Linked DNA regions of Homo sapiens: region 2 is linked to region 1. The links are chromatin loops, found by intact Hi-C in ENCODE. Cell type or tissue: gastrocnemius medialis. All regions are shown on one strand. Links, peaks and the distances in the headings refer to the core of each region. The heading gives the core; the rest is flanking DNA.

Region 1 (6,821 bases), core at 1,029-6,028:
TAGAAATATGCTCTCTTGAAGACTGCAGTCTGTTGATTTACAATAGAACTTTTTTTGTGGCTATTAAAAGATTGTTACATTTGAAAAATCAAAAATACTTAAATGATAATTTATAAAATCAGAAGCAAATGATATTCAGTTTTTGAGAAATGAATAATCTTTACATTGATGCCATTTATTATGGAAGATGATTTAATTATTACTTCATTAATATGGGCATTGAAATGGACTTTTTTTCGTTTTTGTATAATGCAAGGAATTTAGCTAATTGGAATTAGATTTAAAATCCTCTGTGAACTGGTGTCTATAGATAGAAAGACAGCTTGTATTTCTCAGAATCATAGGACCTGAAGAGAACTTTAAGAGGTCATCTAATCCAATCCCCTGCTGCCAAAGTAGCTGTTTAAAAATGCACTATTTTTCATTAGTCTGGAATTTTAAAAAGGATTAATGAATTTATAAATGTATTATTTACAATGTTCTGATCATGTACGTCTAACTGGAGCTGTTAGATTTTGAAATAATAAGTTGTATGTGTGTGTTTTAAAATATTGACTTCTTCTAGTAGAATGATTTATGGTTTACAAAGTGTTTTTCCATTTATATTCTTTCATTTGATTAATAACCAAGTTTTACATCTCAGGAAATGTCTTATAATTTTTTAAATGAAACTCTGGCTCAGTTTACCCAACTGACTTAGAAATATTTATATAATCAAATTATTTGATGTTACATTGTTGTTTCATAGCTGCTATTATGGATAGCTTCTAGAAAGCATAAATAAACCCTAAATTGTTATTTCTATCTTATAGGTGAATGTTATTTATGTTTTGTAGGTGAAATATAAAGTTCAGATAGAGCTTCAATCCAATTTTCTAGTACTAAAATCTCATTTCCTATTTCTAACAAGTCCCACAAATACTAATTGTGCTCTACCAACCACTTAAGCAAAATATTACAAATAATATACATATAACTTTGTAGAATCTCAGAATTCTAATCTTAGAAACTATATGTGCTTTGTATTTCTGCATAACAAGCCACCACAAAACATAGTAGTCTATAAGAAAGAAATTATTTAGTTTGCTCATGAATCTTCAGCTTGGATCTCATCTCTGCCCTATGTGGCATGGGTGGGTCAGCTGACTCGGGGCTAGAGAATCCGTTTTCAAGATGGCTCACTCTGATGGTTGGTGAGTTGGTCCTGAATGTCATCTAGGAATCAAGCCAGAGCTGGGGCCAGGGACTTTCCATGTGGGCCTATCTGTGAGGCAGCTTGCGTCTCCTCCCAGCCTGATGGCCGGATTCCAACAGAACAAAGCAAAAGTACATGGCATTTAAAGAAATCTAGCCTTAGAAGGTGCACAGCATCATTCTCACTATATTGTTCGTTGAGGTCGTCGTAAATGTCTTCTCAGGTTCAAAGAAAGGGGGCACAGACCCCAGCACTTGCAGAGAGGAGCACCAAGGTCAGAAGAGCTTCTGGAATGGGAGACGTTATGGCCATCTTTTGAAGACACAATTTGCCACAGAAACTATTTGTTCACTCCCTTCATGTTACATATATTATCTTGGATATGGCTTAATTTGAGAGAGGTAAAAGTAAATGGAAAAAAACAAACGTGATTCTAATAATTCAACTATAGTTATTCTTTAAAACTATATGCTTTAAGTTTTATTTCAAAGAAAAGGGCATAAAGATAGGTCATTTTAAATAAGTTTTGAGTATAAAAACACTTTGAAATCTATTATGTTAGATACAAAGGCAATAAAGACTATGAATTTTTAAAAAATCATAATAATTGTTTAATCCACATCTACTTCACCATCCTTTGGAAAATCAGTTAAGTTCTGATGAAAATTTCTGTTTCTGAAAATTTTAACTATTTGGTCATTTGTTACTGTTGTTTATTGTTATATTAGAAACTCATAGTGGTTTTTTTTTTGTTGTGACAATTGTGCTTGATGTTTGCTAAGACTCAAGATTGCTGCACTGTAGAATTACAGATGCAGAACCCTTAAGGGTTTTTTCATTCATTCAATGAACATTTATTGTGCTTCTATGATGTACTGTTCTAGGCACTTCAAAAGTTATCCTGAGAGTAGTGCACAATACATGCAATAATACACATATACACATGTATATTTTATTTACCAGACGTAACAGAGAATACTCTTCCAGTAATCTTCTCTGTGCTCTTTTTCTTTTGAACTATCGAACACGGTTTTTTGCTTAATTTGTAATCATGAAAAAATTAGGAGATAAACGCAATCTTTAGAAACTATTGGAAAAGTTGTCTTGCTCTTGACACGTAATTAATCCATAAGTGGAACTAAGAATCTTTGGTATAATTTGTTCAATACAACATAGAGATCTCTCTCAAAAATAACTTATTTATCTGTCTATTAATGTATCTTAAAAATATATTGTCATAGATCCTTATTTGCCTATATAATGACTTTACATAATTAAATTTTCAGTAGATTTTTGTCTAGTGACCAATTTTGATCAATAACCATTTGTTGAAACAATTCACTGTAGCAGGCATCTTTGCATGCACTGTCTCGTTTAATCCTTAGATGAAATCTATGATGGGATATTAGTATCCCCATTTCATAGATTAGTCTATCTGGTTCTCAACGTTTCCCCCTTTCCTACAGGCTTTTCCTTACCTGTTTCGTGCCACCTAAGATAAAGAAGGAAAGGGTGACGATTGTGGTACTTGTTAGAACCAAATGTTATCTAAATCATGGTACCCAGAGTTATATCAATCATAGATTTCACCTATACATAAACTTTCTCCCCTTCATTTCGACTTTTCATTGAGATCTGGCAGGACACCAAACACAAGAGGTATCATTATGTTTCCAGCATGAACAAGAATCTGAGATCAAGTTGTTATGATACAGGTTGAGCATTCTGAATCAGAAAACCTGAAATTCAAAATCCTCCAAAATCCGAAACTTTTTGAGCACTGACCTGATGCTGCAACTAGGAAATTTCACACCTGACCTTATGTGACAGGTTGCAATCAAAACTTTGTTTTATGCACAAAAGTATTAAAAATATTGTATAAAATTACCTTCAGGCTATCTGTATAAAGTGTATGTGAAATATAAATGAATTTTGTGTTTAGACTTGGGTCCCATCCCCAAGATATCTCATTATGTATATGAAATATTCCAAAATCCAAAAGAATCCGAAATCCTACAACACCTCTTGTCCCAAATATTTCACATAAGGGATACTCAACTTGGACATCATCTAGTTTCTATGTTTTCTGTAGTGAGGTAAAATTGCATTTATTAAATCATTTTTAAATGATGTAGTAAAAAAAAAAAAAAAAGAAGTCAGAAATATAATTGTATCTCAAGCGATCCCAGCTCCATCATGCCTCATCTGTGTTTCACCAAGCAGCAGCAACAGCAGTGGGTTCGAAGAGCTCCAGAAGTGCAAATTTAGCATTTCGCAGATGTTCCAATAAAGCCAAACTGGCTGGTAAGTGAGTCAGGGCAGATTTTTAAGCCCTTTCTTTGCTCTGCAGGGCGCCAACTGTGCTTGTGTAATCTTTATACAAAGTAATGTTGATCTGTTTCGTTCTCTTTTTGCAGTGGCATTTTTCACTTGAATGATTCTGCTTCGTGCAACATCAGGATAAGCACGCGGAGGCTTCTTTGCATTAGAAAGTAAACATACGTATGCACAATTGCACACCACACAGTGGTTCGTGCGGGTGGAGGAGATTGTGCTTTTAAGGAATAATCTCTCCTCTTCAGAAAACTAACCGCTTTATATGTTTATCGGGCAGATTTTCTTTGGTGGTGTTTTAATGGCTTGTTTGTCAGACATGTTGCATATTAAACAAGCAAAGCCTGGCTTCTCTTAGGATCCAAGGTCCTCTTTATTCTCTCCTCCATATTGGAAATCATTCCTGTCAGCTCGTGCTCTCCAAGCTGCCTGGAAGAACTTTGGCATAGTTTTCCTAACCTTTCAAACAGTAAAAGCAAAACTCTCCTTTGATAAAAAAGCCGGAGGACTTTGGCATGTAGCCATAAAGGATGCAGGCGACTCGGCTGCGATCTGACAGAATAATCCACAAAACACTGAAAAGTTCTCGTTAAGGTCCCCAGAGTGGGCTGAGGCACTTTGCTTGTACTTAACATATATCAACTGTCACCCGGCGGCAGTCAGTGTTGAACTGAACACAATGGAACATCCAGATGGTCTAAACAAAGCGAACAAATGTTCACTGCTATTAAAAGCTGTTTACATCAACTTCCAGGATTTCATGTAGTGAAGTTTATATTGTGTCACTACTGAGGTGCTTAGCTCTGTCTGCATTGAAGAGCGGCCTTTTAAAAACTCCTGTTGCTTATATGCTCATGCTCTCAGCACCTAGTGGAAAGTGAAGTTGAATAGTAAGTTAGGAAATTGCATAATGTCAACTAGTCATGCAATTTCAGACATTTTAAGTGATTTGCCCCCATTCTGTTATATTGGTCATCTATTGCAGCCTCAGCTCCAGACCCAATAAACACAAAGCAGACCCTCTTCTCTGATGGGGGTGTGTCATGGATGGATGGATGGGTGGGTGACCGCTATCTGCTTCTGCAGACAGGGCCTCTGAGTCTCGTTGGCTCCTCACTGGGGATGTTTACGCAGTAATGGTTTTGTTTTCTTCCTCTAAGATGCTGCGATATCAGATCCTGTCTTATTGGGGATTAATATACATGAGCGATAAACCCACACTTTTTCTGTCTTCTTCCTTTGACCTCTTTATGGCATCTCTTTTACAAATTCCAGACACACTGCCTACATTGTTAAAGATTTGTTGTTGCCATTAATAACAATACTCATATAAAAGGTGTCCAGCTTATTTATGGTTAAAGAAGAATCTACAAAAACTGTCCCTCTTTATTAATCACTACCAATTCCTCTTGGCATAACATAGCTAAACGAATAAGTAAATACTAAAAGAATACTATTTATTAATTTGCTCTACAAATCATAGTATAACAAAATAGACCCTCATACATGCAAGCTCATTAATTAAAATAATTATTTTCTATATAAACATCATTTTAACTCAATTTTATGTTACATTTGTGTTAAATTTTACACACCCCCAAAATAATCGTATATCATTTGTTGTCATTTTTGTTGTTACCATACTTTTTTATTACCATGAAGACTTTTTAAAGAGACGTGATCTCATAAATGATTAAACTCAAACGTTTAAGAAAATATGATTTGTTGGCCTTATTTTCACCAGAAATGAACTTTTGTTTTAAGATCAAGATGGATATTGAATAATGTCATATGCCATGATACACAGCTGAATTTTACTGATGATATGTATGTCCTCAAAGAAAGATTGATGTGGGCTCCTTATGAGCTCAGTAAAAGTGGATTGATCTCTATTGCATGGGGAAACTTCTGTCTTCACAGTTGTTCTGGTAAATGGGATCATTTCAATACATTTGGTAAGGAACGGGTTTGGATCTGTATTTTTTTATAGGGTTATAGGCCTCCTTCCTTGCATAATCACATGAGATTCAAAGTTTCAGATCCCTTGCTTCAGTTTAGAGAAAAATATATTGTCTATAAAAAGCCAAACTAGTATAGTAGACGGCGCGTACACAATGATACTAATACACAAGGAACAGCACAGCCCTCTCTAGAGAGCTTTTAAGAGTTGGGAACTTTTCACTGACAATAATTTTGTTAAATACTGTGTCAAGAGGCAACATGAAAGCTATGAAAACATCATGTGCACCTCTATAATTTGGATTAGGGAGATACTTGTATTGGTTGTTGGTATGTGTGGTATTTTTCACAAATGTCTCAGAGCAATTGGATAGGATTTTGGAAATATGGACCGTACAGATGTGAAAATAAAAAGTAACAAAACAAGAGCTTCAGCTTTTGCCGGGGGTCAAGCACTATGCCCACTTCAGACGAGCCATTCCAAGCCTGTCTGTCAGTCCCAGCGCAAGCTGCTCCATTTCCTGTTTATGCCTGTGCAGAGTTCCACATCCGGGCGAGCTTGCCTTCAGCGGCAGGTTTTTCCGCACGCCCCAGGAGAGCTCTTCCTTAAAATGGCTCATTATTTATCATCTAAGTAAGCCATTGGAATTTTGTTAATTCCTGTTTTACTTAGCACATGCAAAATGCTATCATTATCTAGGAGAAGATAATGTTAACTTAAAATTGTTACCCAGAGTACTAATTAAGTGACCTTTGCAAAACAAATCTGGTCAGGGAGTCTATGAAGTAGAGAAGACAGATGCCAAGTTTATTGCCTTCCAGGCCCTTGGGTATATAACCTAGGGTTAACAGCAATTAAAACCTGGCTAGTTATTTGAAGAAATGCTAGCACTTTATCTTTACTCAATTGCTTAAAATGTAGAAATCTCTTTGGCTTTGGCCAAATATTGAATTAGCTGAAATTTACCCGGCATCCTCCTCGTTCATCTCGTCTCTTTCTAACTCATAGGTATCCAGGTTCTTCGTTATTTCTGTCCCATCTACACGTGGAGAGATTAAGATAAACTAGTTCACACTCCAGTGTAAATGATGCTTGGCTTAATAGCCTTTCCTAGGGATATTTGTATTTTAAAAGAAGACAAAAGTCTAAGCTAAGAAAATAAAATTCTCAAATTTTAGGCGTTAGTTTGCTTGGTAGGAGAGGTATTTCTGAGGGTAAGCAGAAACTTCTTAGCACCCCTGTATATCAGTCCCCCCGTAGATCAGCCCCTGAAATTGATCCTTAAAGCCAGGTCTACATTGTATTGCCTTCCATTCATTAGATGGTATGGCA
Region 2 (6,821 bases), core at 693-5,692, 59 kb after region 1:
GAATTGATCCCTTTACTATTATGTAATGGCCTTCTTTGTCTCTTTTGATCTTTGTTGGTTTAAAGTCTGTTTTATCAGAAACTAGGATTGCAACCCCTGCCTTTTTTTGTTTTCCATTTGCTTGGTATATCTTCCTGCATCCCTTTATTTTGAGCCTATTTGTGTCTTTGCACGTGAGATGGGTTTCCTGAATATAGCACACTGATGGGTCTTGACTCTTTATCCAGTTTGCCAGTCTGTGCCTTTTAATTGGAGCATTTAGCCCATTTACATTTAAGGTTAGTATTGTTATGTGTGAATTTGATCCTGTCATTATGATGTTAGCTGGTCATTTTGCTCATTAGTTGATGCAGTTTCTTCCTAGCCTTGATGGTCTTTACAATTTGGTGTGTTTTTGCAGTGGCTGGTACTGGCTGTTCCTTTCCATGTTTAGTGCTTCCTTCAAGAGCGCTTTTAGGGCAGGCCTGGTGGTAACACAATCTCTCAGCATTTGCTTGTCTGTAAAGTATTTTATTTCTCCTTCACTTATGAAGCTTAGTTTGGCTGGATATGAAATTCTGGGTTGAAAATTCTTTTCTTTAAGAATGTTGAATATTGGCCCCCACTCTCTTCTGGCTTGTTGAGTTCCTGCTGAGAGATCAGCTGTTAGTCTGATGGGCTTCCCTTTGTGGGTAACCCGACCTTTCTCTCTGGCTGCCCTTAACATTTTTTCCTTCATTTCAACTTTGGTGAATCTGACAATTATGTGTCTTGGAGTTGCTCTTCTCGAGGAGTACCTTTGTGGCGTTCTTGGTATTTCCTGAATTTGAATGTTGGCCTGCCTTGCTAGATTGGGGAAGTTCTCCTGGATAATATCCTGCAGAGTGTTTTCCAACTTGGTTCCATCCTCCCCGTCACTTTCAGGTACACCAATGAGACATAGATTTGGTCTCTTCACATAGTCCCATATTTCTTGGAGGCTTTGTTCGTTTCTTTTTATTCTTTTTTCTCTAAACTTCCCTTCTTCCTTCATTTCATTCATTTCGTCTTCCATCGCTGATACCCTTTCTTCCAGTTGATTGCATCGGTTACTGAGGCTTGTGCATTTGTCATGTAGTTTTTGTGCCATGGTTTTCAGCTCCATCAGGTCCTTTAAGGACTTCTCTGCATTGATTATTCTAGTTACCCATTCATCTAATTTTTTTTCAAAGTTTTTAACTTCTTTGCCATTGGTTTGAACTTCCTCCTTTAGCTTGGAGTAGTTTGATCTTCTGAAGCCTTCTTCTCTCAACTCATTAAAGTCATTCTCTGTCCAGCTTTGTTCCATTGCTGGTGAGGAGCTGCATTCCTTTGGAGGAGGAGAGGCGCTCTGATTTTTAGAGTTTCCGGTTTTTCTGCTCTGTTTTTTCACCATCTTTGTGGTTTTATCTACCTTTGGTCTTTGATGATGGTGACGTACAGATGGGTTTTTGGTGTGGATGTCCTTTCTGTTTGTTAGTTTTCCTTCTAACAGTCAGGACCCTCAGCTGCAGGTCTGTTGGAGTTTACTGGAGGTCCACTCCCGACCCTGTTTGCCTGGGTATCAGCAGCGGTGGCTGCAGAACAGCGTATATCGGTGAGCTGCAAATGCCGCTGCCTGATCGTTCCTCTGGAAGTTTTGTCTCAGAGGATTACCTGGCCGTGTGAGGTGTCAGTCTGCCCCTACTGGGGGGTGCCTCCCATTTAGGCTACTCGGGAGTCAGGGACCCACTTGAGGAGGCAGTCTGCCCGTTCTCAGATCTCAAGCTGCATGCTGGGAGAAGCACTACTCTCTTCAAAGCTGTCAGACAGGGACATTTAAGTCTGTAGAGGTTATTGCTGTCTTTTGTTTGTCTGTGCCCTTCCCCCAGAGGTGGAGCCTACAGAGGCAGGCAGGCCTCCTTGAGCTGTGGTGGGCTCCACCCAGTTAGAGCTTCCCAGCTGCTTTGTTTACCTACTCAAGCCTGAGCAATGGCAGACACCCCTCCCCCAGTCTTGCTGCCACCTTGCAGTTTGATCTCAGACTGCTGTGCTAGCAATGAGCAAGGCTCCGTGGGTGTAGGACCCTCCGAGCCATGTGTGGGATATAATCTCCTGGTGTGCCGTTTGTTAAGCCTGTTGGAAGAGCGCAGTATTAGGGTGGGAGTGACCCGATTTTCCAGGTGCCATCTGTCACCCCTTTCTTTGACTAGGAAAGGGAATTCCCTGACCCCTTGAGCTTCTCAGGTGAGGCAATGCCTCACCCTGCTTCGGCTCACGCACGGTGTGCTGCACCCACTGTCCTGCACCCACTGTCAGGCACTCCCCAGTGAGATGAACCTGGTACCTCAGTTGGAAATGCAGAAATCCCCCGTCTTCTGCATTGCTCATGCTGGGAGCTGTAGACTGGAGCTGTTCCTATTCGGCTATCTTGGCTCCACCCGCTCCCACCCCCGTCCCCTGCCGTGTCTTCTTTTCTCTATCTGTGGGTGGCCCTTCCTTGGCTTTTTGATTCTCACTTCTCATGTCCCAGCAGTCATCTGTTATTCAGCCTTTTATGCCTTTGTAAGCAGCATCCACATTTAAATCTTGTACCTTCTGTAAAATTATCTTTGGCTAATAACACTTCAGGCACAAATATGGCTGGATAAAGAGCCTGAATGTTAGTGTTGAAGACAAACAAGCTCCTCATTTGAGTTTCCTTTACATTAAAATGAAACAAAGCAAAAACAGAAAAGAAGCACAAAAAGCAGAAACCACTGTCATGCCACTTTTATTTTTTGCTTAGTTTAGCCAAGATGATTATTTTTAAAGATGTGAAATAAACCCATGATAATGGTGTGTTTTATTGCCTTTTCTTTTACTGGTAGGTTGAGGAAAGGCAGGTTCTTCCCCAAAATCAGATGATGAAACGAAAAGGGAGAGATGGAGTTTAACAATCCATCTCTTCTATGTTTTGTTTCCTAGATTCTGCATTAATCCATTACATGCCTGTAATCCTTGCACTTTGGGAGACTGAGGTGGGAGGATCTCTTGAGCACAGGAGGTTGAGACCAGCCTGGGCAACACAGGGAGACCCTGTCTCTACAGAAAACAAAACAAAACAAAATGTTAGCTGTGCATGGTGGTGCACACCTGTGGTCCCATCTATTCAGGGGGCAAAGGTGGGAGAATTACTTGAGCCTGGGAGGTCAAGTCTGCAGTGAGCCATGATCATGCTATTGCACTCCAGTCTGAGCAACAGAGAAAGACCTTGTCTCAAAACAAAAAAAAAAGAGAGCGAGAGATGACAGGCTTTCTCTCTCTCCCCAGGTGGTTGTGCCACTTTAAGACTTCTTTAAGGGAAGTAGAGAGGATGAGTGAGCACTGATCGGGCATTGCCCAAGGAGCTTGGCTGGAATCCAGGCCACACAATAGTTGCAGGAACATTTGACACTCAAATAACACAAGGCCCCAAGGCAAGAGCAGAGGCGAAATAAAGCCTGTTACAGCAACACTCAGGGGGAATGTAACACGTGTTTCCACACTTATTTATAGAAGCTTGTTCCACCTCTATGGCAGAGACCTTTTGGCAGTCTTAATTTACTTCTGGGGAAAATCTTTGGGACAAAATTTTTTTAAACAGCCAGTACCTTGCTAACTGCACTGATGGCAAAGTAATGTGAGCAGAAATGATCGACACAACATGTTTTCTCTTCTAACATAATTGCTTTCTATTTGTGTAGTCTGTAATAATTAATGTATAGAGAACATGGCTCAAGTGATTTTGTGATAAAATAAACAGGGAAACTACTAATCAAACCAAGGTATAAAAATTAGTATAGCTCTTATAGTTACAACATAGTCAGGGCTAATAAGTGGTGGTTATGCCAATGTTTCCCGTTGAGGTGGTATAGAAAATAAAGGTCACCACCTCAAAATTCTCATTTATGTAAGACTCATAGAATGTCTGTGTTGTCAATGCTCCCACGGCACTGAGCAGCTGACCCTTGTTTTGGATGTCTGTGGTTATAACTGTGCTTGTCTAGGCTCTTGTTAAGGTCAAGAAAATTTCTAGTTATTTGGTGTTGCAATTATTAGAAATGTATCTGTCACTATTGCTTCTTTTCTTTTTAATTTGTTATTATTATTTTTTTGAGACAGAGTCTCACTCTGTTGCCCAGGGTGGAGTGCAGTGGTGTGATCTTGGCTCACTGCAACCTCCGCCTCCTGGGTTCAAGTGATTCTCCTGCCTTAGTCTCCCAAGTGTCTGGGATTATAGGCATGTGCCACCACACCTGGCTAATTTTTGTGTTTTTAGTAGAGATGGGGTTTTGCCATGTTGGCCAGGCTGGTCTCGAACTCCTGACCTCAGGTAATCTGCCCACCTCAGCCTCCCAAAGTTCTGGGATTACAGGCATGAACCACCATGCCCAGCCTGCTTCTTTTAGGTCCTAAAGAAAATGCTCAGTTGTTGGAGTGAATGTTGACTCTACAGGACACCTTGGTGTGTGCTTTCAGGAAGACACTGTAGCTAAGTGGTTCAGGTTCCGAACTCCTGAGGTTTAGAATCAGAACTGTTTTTGAACCCTCACTCTGTCACTTTCTAACTGCAGGACTTTGAACAAGTTATGTACGTCTGTAAGTTTCAGTTTTCATAGTCACAAGAAGGGGTCGTTATGAGGATTAAATGAAATCATGTTTGCATATTAAGGTAAATGCTAAGCTTTGGAAATAAAGAGACCCCAAGATATAGTGGCTTAAATAAGAGAGCAGTTTATTTCTCTGTCACTTGAGGCTGGTCTGTGGACACTACCAGGCCATTCAGGGACCCAAGGTTACAGCTTTCTTGTTGCTCTTCAATCACTGGTCATCTTGGATTGCTGTCTGCACCTCGGGTCCAGCCAGGGAAAGGGCTAGGCGCCAACGACTAAGGAAAGTGACTCGCTTTTACCGATGGAGAAGACTGAAAAGGTATGCTTGTCACTTCAGCTCACATCCCATTGCCACAGCCCCATCTTACTCACTTGGTCGTGCCTCACTACAAAGGAAGCCGGAAAATATAGTCTTCAGCTGGGCAGCTGTGTGTCCAGGAAAAAAAGAGAGGATACATTTTGGGGAGATAACTGTCTGCCATAGCATATCGCACTCAAAACTCAGCACGTAGTGCTTAAACATAGATGCTATTATTTTCATGAAATCTCTCTAGTATGTGTTCTTTGGGTCATTTCCTCAACTAGATCATTGCCTGGAACAATTAATATTTCTCAAGTGAGAAATATTGGATATGGGATACATTGTTTTTATTCAACTAATTAATACAAATAAAATTAATAAAAATATTAAGACATTTTTATGGATGTTCTGGGTTTCTCCAGTGCAACTTTTTCTTTTCTTTTCTTTTTTTTTTTTTTTTTGAGATGGAGTCTTGCACTGTTGCCCAGGCTGGAGTGCAGTGGCGCGATCTCGGCTCACTGCAGTCTCTGCCTGCTGGGTTCGAGCAATTCTCCTGTCTCAGCCTCTCCAGTAGCTGGGACTACAGGTGCATGCCACCATGCCTGGTTAATTTTTGTATTTTTAGTATAGACGAGGTTTCACCATATTGGTCAGGCTGGTCTCAAACTCTTGACCCTAGGTAATCCACCCTCCTCAGCCTCCCAAAGTGCTAGGATTACAGGCATGAGCCACCGCGCCCAGCCCAGTGCAACTTTTTCAATTGGCTGTCTTTCATCAGATGGTGGGGTGAGCTGTGAGGAAGGGCTGGGAGGACAAGCACCAGCAATGTTCCTAGGTGACATCATCTAACCAGAGAATGTTTTTGACCCTCACACAGAGGAGGTATATGCATGTGGGAACCAGCACCTTGACCATGAGCTTCTTCCCACTACATATCAGATACTGGAGAAGCAGAGGCAAAGACAGGAATACAATTTTTCCAAAAGGTAGACACATTTTCAGAATGCTAACTCTTTCCTGTTTGTAAACATGAATTGGTCTAACATGTTTGGCAGGCTGTGATTTTTCTCATGCATCATAAATAAATACTAAAACAAGCTTCATGAATTTCTCCCTTATATACTTAGGTCTCTGGAGTTGGTTGGATTGTGCCTCTCAGTATCTCGCCATTCTAGCAGACTCTAATAGCACAAGCAAATCTTCCCTGCGGGGAGAAGTGAGCAAAGAGGACCTTCCTGAAGGTTTAGACCTGTCTGTTTTGTTGGCCCTGCTGGAATCTTAGACTGTCAGTTCTGGAGGGTCATTAAACATTACCCAGCCACTCCATGTAGGAGTCACATCCCCAACACTGTTGTCAGGTCCAGCCTCAGGTGGAGCAGTTCCTAGGAGGTCACCAGCCTCTAATATAGTTAGTTCCATTTTTGGACAGCTTTGACCATTAAGCTTTCTTTTTCCACATTGTGTCAAAATCTTCCCCTTCAAAATATTTACCTACCTTACGGGTTTCTACTCTCTGAGCCACAAAGCACAGTTCTAATCCCCTTCGCAGCTCTTTCTTCTGATGTTGTGTAATGACGCTAAACATTTCATATGAATGGCGTGATGCCACTTTCACTGTCTAGTTTTTGGATGAACAACATACTTAGAGTGGGAGCTGACATGCAGTCACACATGTGAATCACCCCTGAAGCAAACATAAAATATGTTTGTGATACAGGGTGAGATAGAAGAGCATATTGGATGGACACTGGATTATCCCAGTCTGGGCCCCATGAAGATGTACATGGTCAAGTCAAGGAGACCACTGGGGAGCAGTATGGTCCACAACTCGGGAAACTTCGATTCTTTTGTGGAAATCATGTGCCGTGCCTGCTCTATGCCAGGCACTGGGCCAGTGGTTTATAAATGAC

Evidence for each region. A loop is a pair of places that touch in the nucleus more often than their neighbours do. Peaks named below come from ENCODE experiments on the same cell type or tissue, not always from the same donor. Only the 100,000 strongest peaks of a DNase experiment are listed, where the experiment ranks them.
Region 2: a loop joins it to region 1, with 2.8 times the contacts of the local background. A loop is called at or near these places in 2 of 110 quality-filtered maps.

What each region holds. Positions count from the first base shown.
Region 1 is chr1:200,240,062-200,246,882 of GRCh38, reverse strand. LOC124904479 (a long non-coding RNA gene) reads left to right here. Exons shown (of 2, transcript XR_007066782.1): 1 at 1-3,499; 2 at 3,613-5,245. Among named protein-coding and RNA genes, the nearest start is that of LINC00862, 130 kb to the left of the region's middle. In gastrocnemius medialis, for the core only: no CTCF peak of the experiment used is centred there; a DNase peak (open chromatin) is centred at 4,122; H3K4me3 peaks cover 1,290 bases; H3K27ac peaks cover 1,514 bases; H3K27me3 peaks cover 700 bases.
Region 2 is chr1:200,180,966-200,187,786 of GRCh38, reverse strand. No RefSeq gene overlaps it. Among named protein-coding and RNA genes, the nearest start is that of NR5A2, 160 kb to the right of the region's middle. In gastrocnemius medialis, for the core only: no CTCF peak of the experiment used is centred there; a DNase peak (open chromatin) is centred at 3,396; H3K27ac peaks cover 2,397 bases.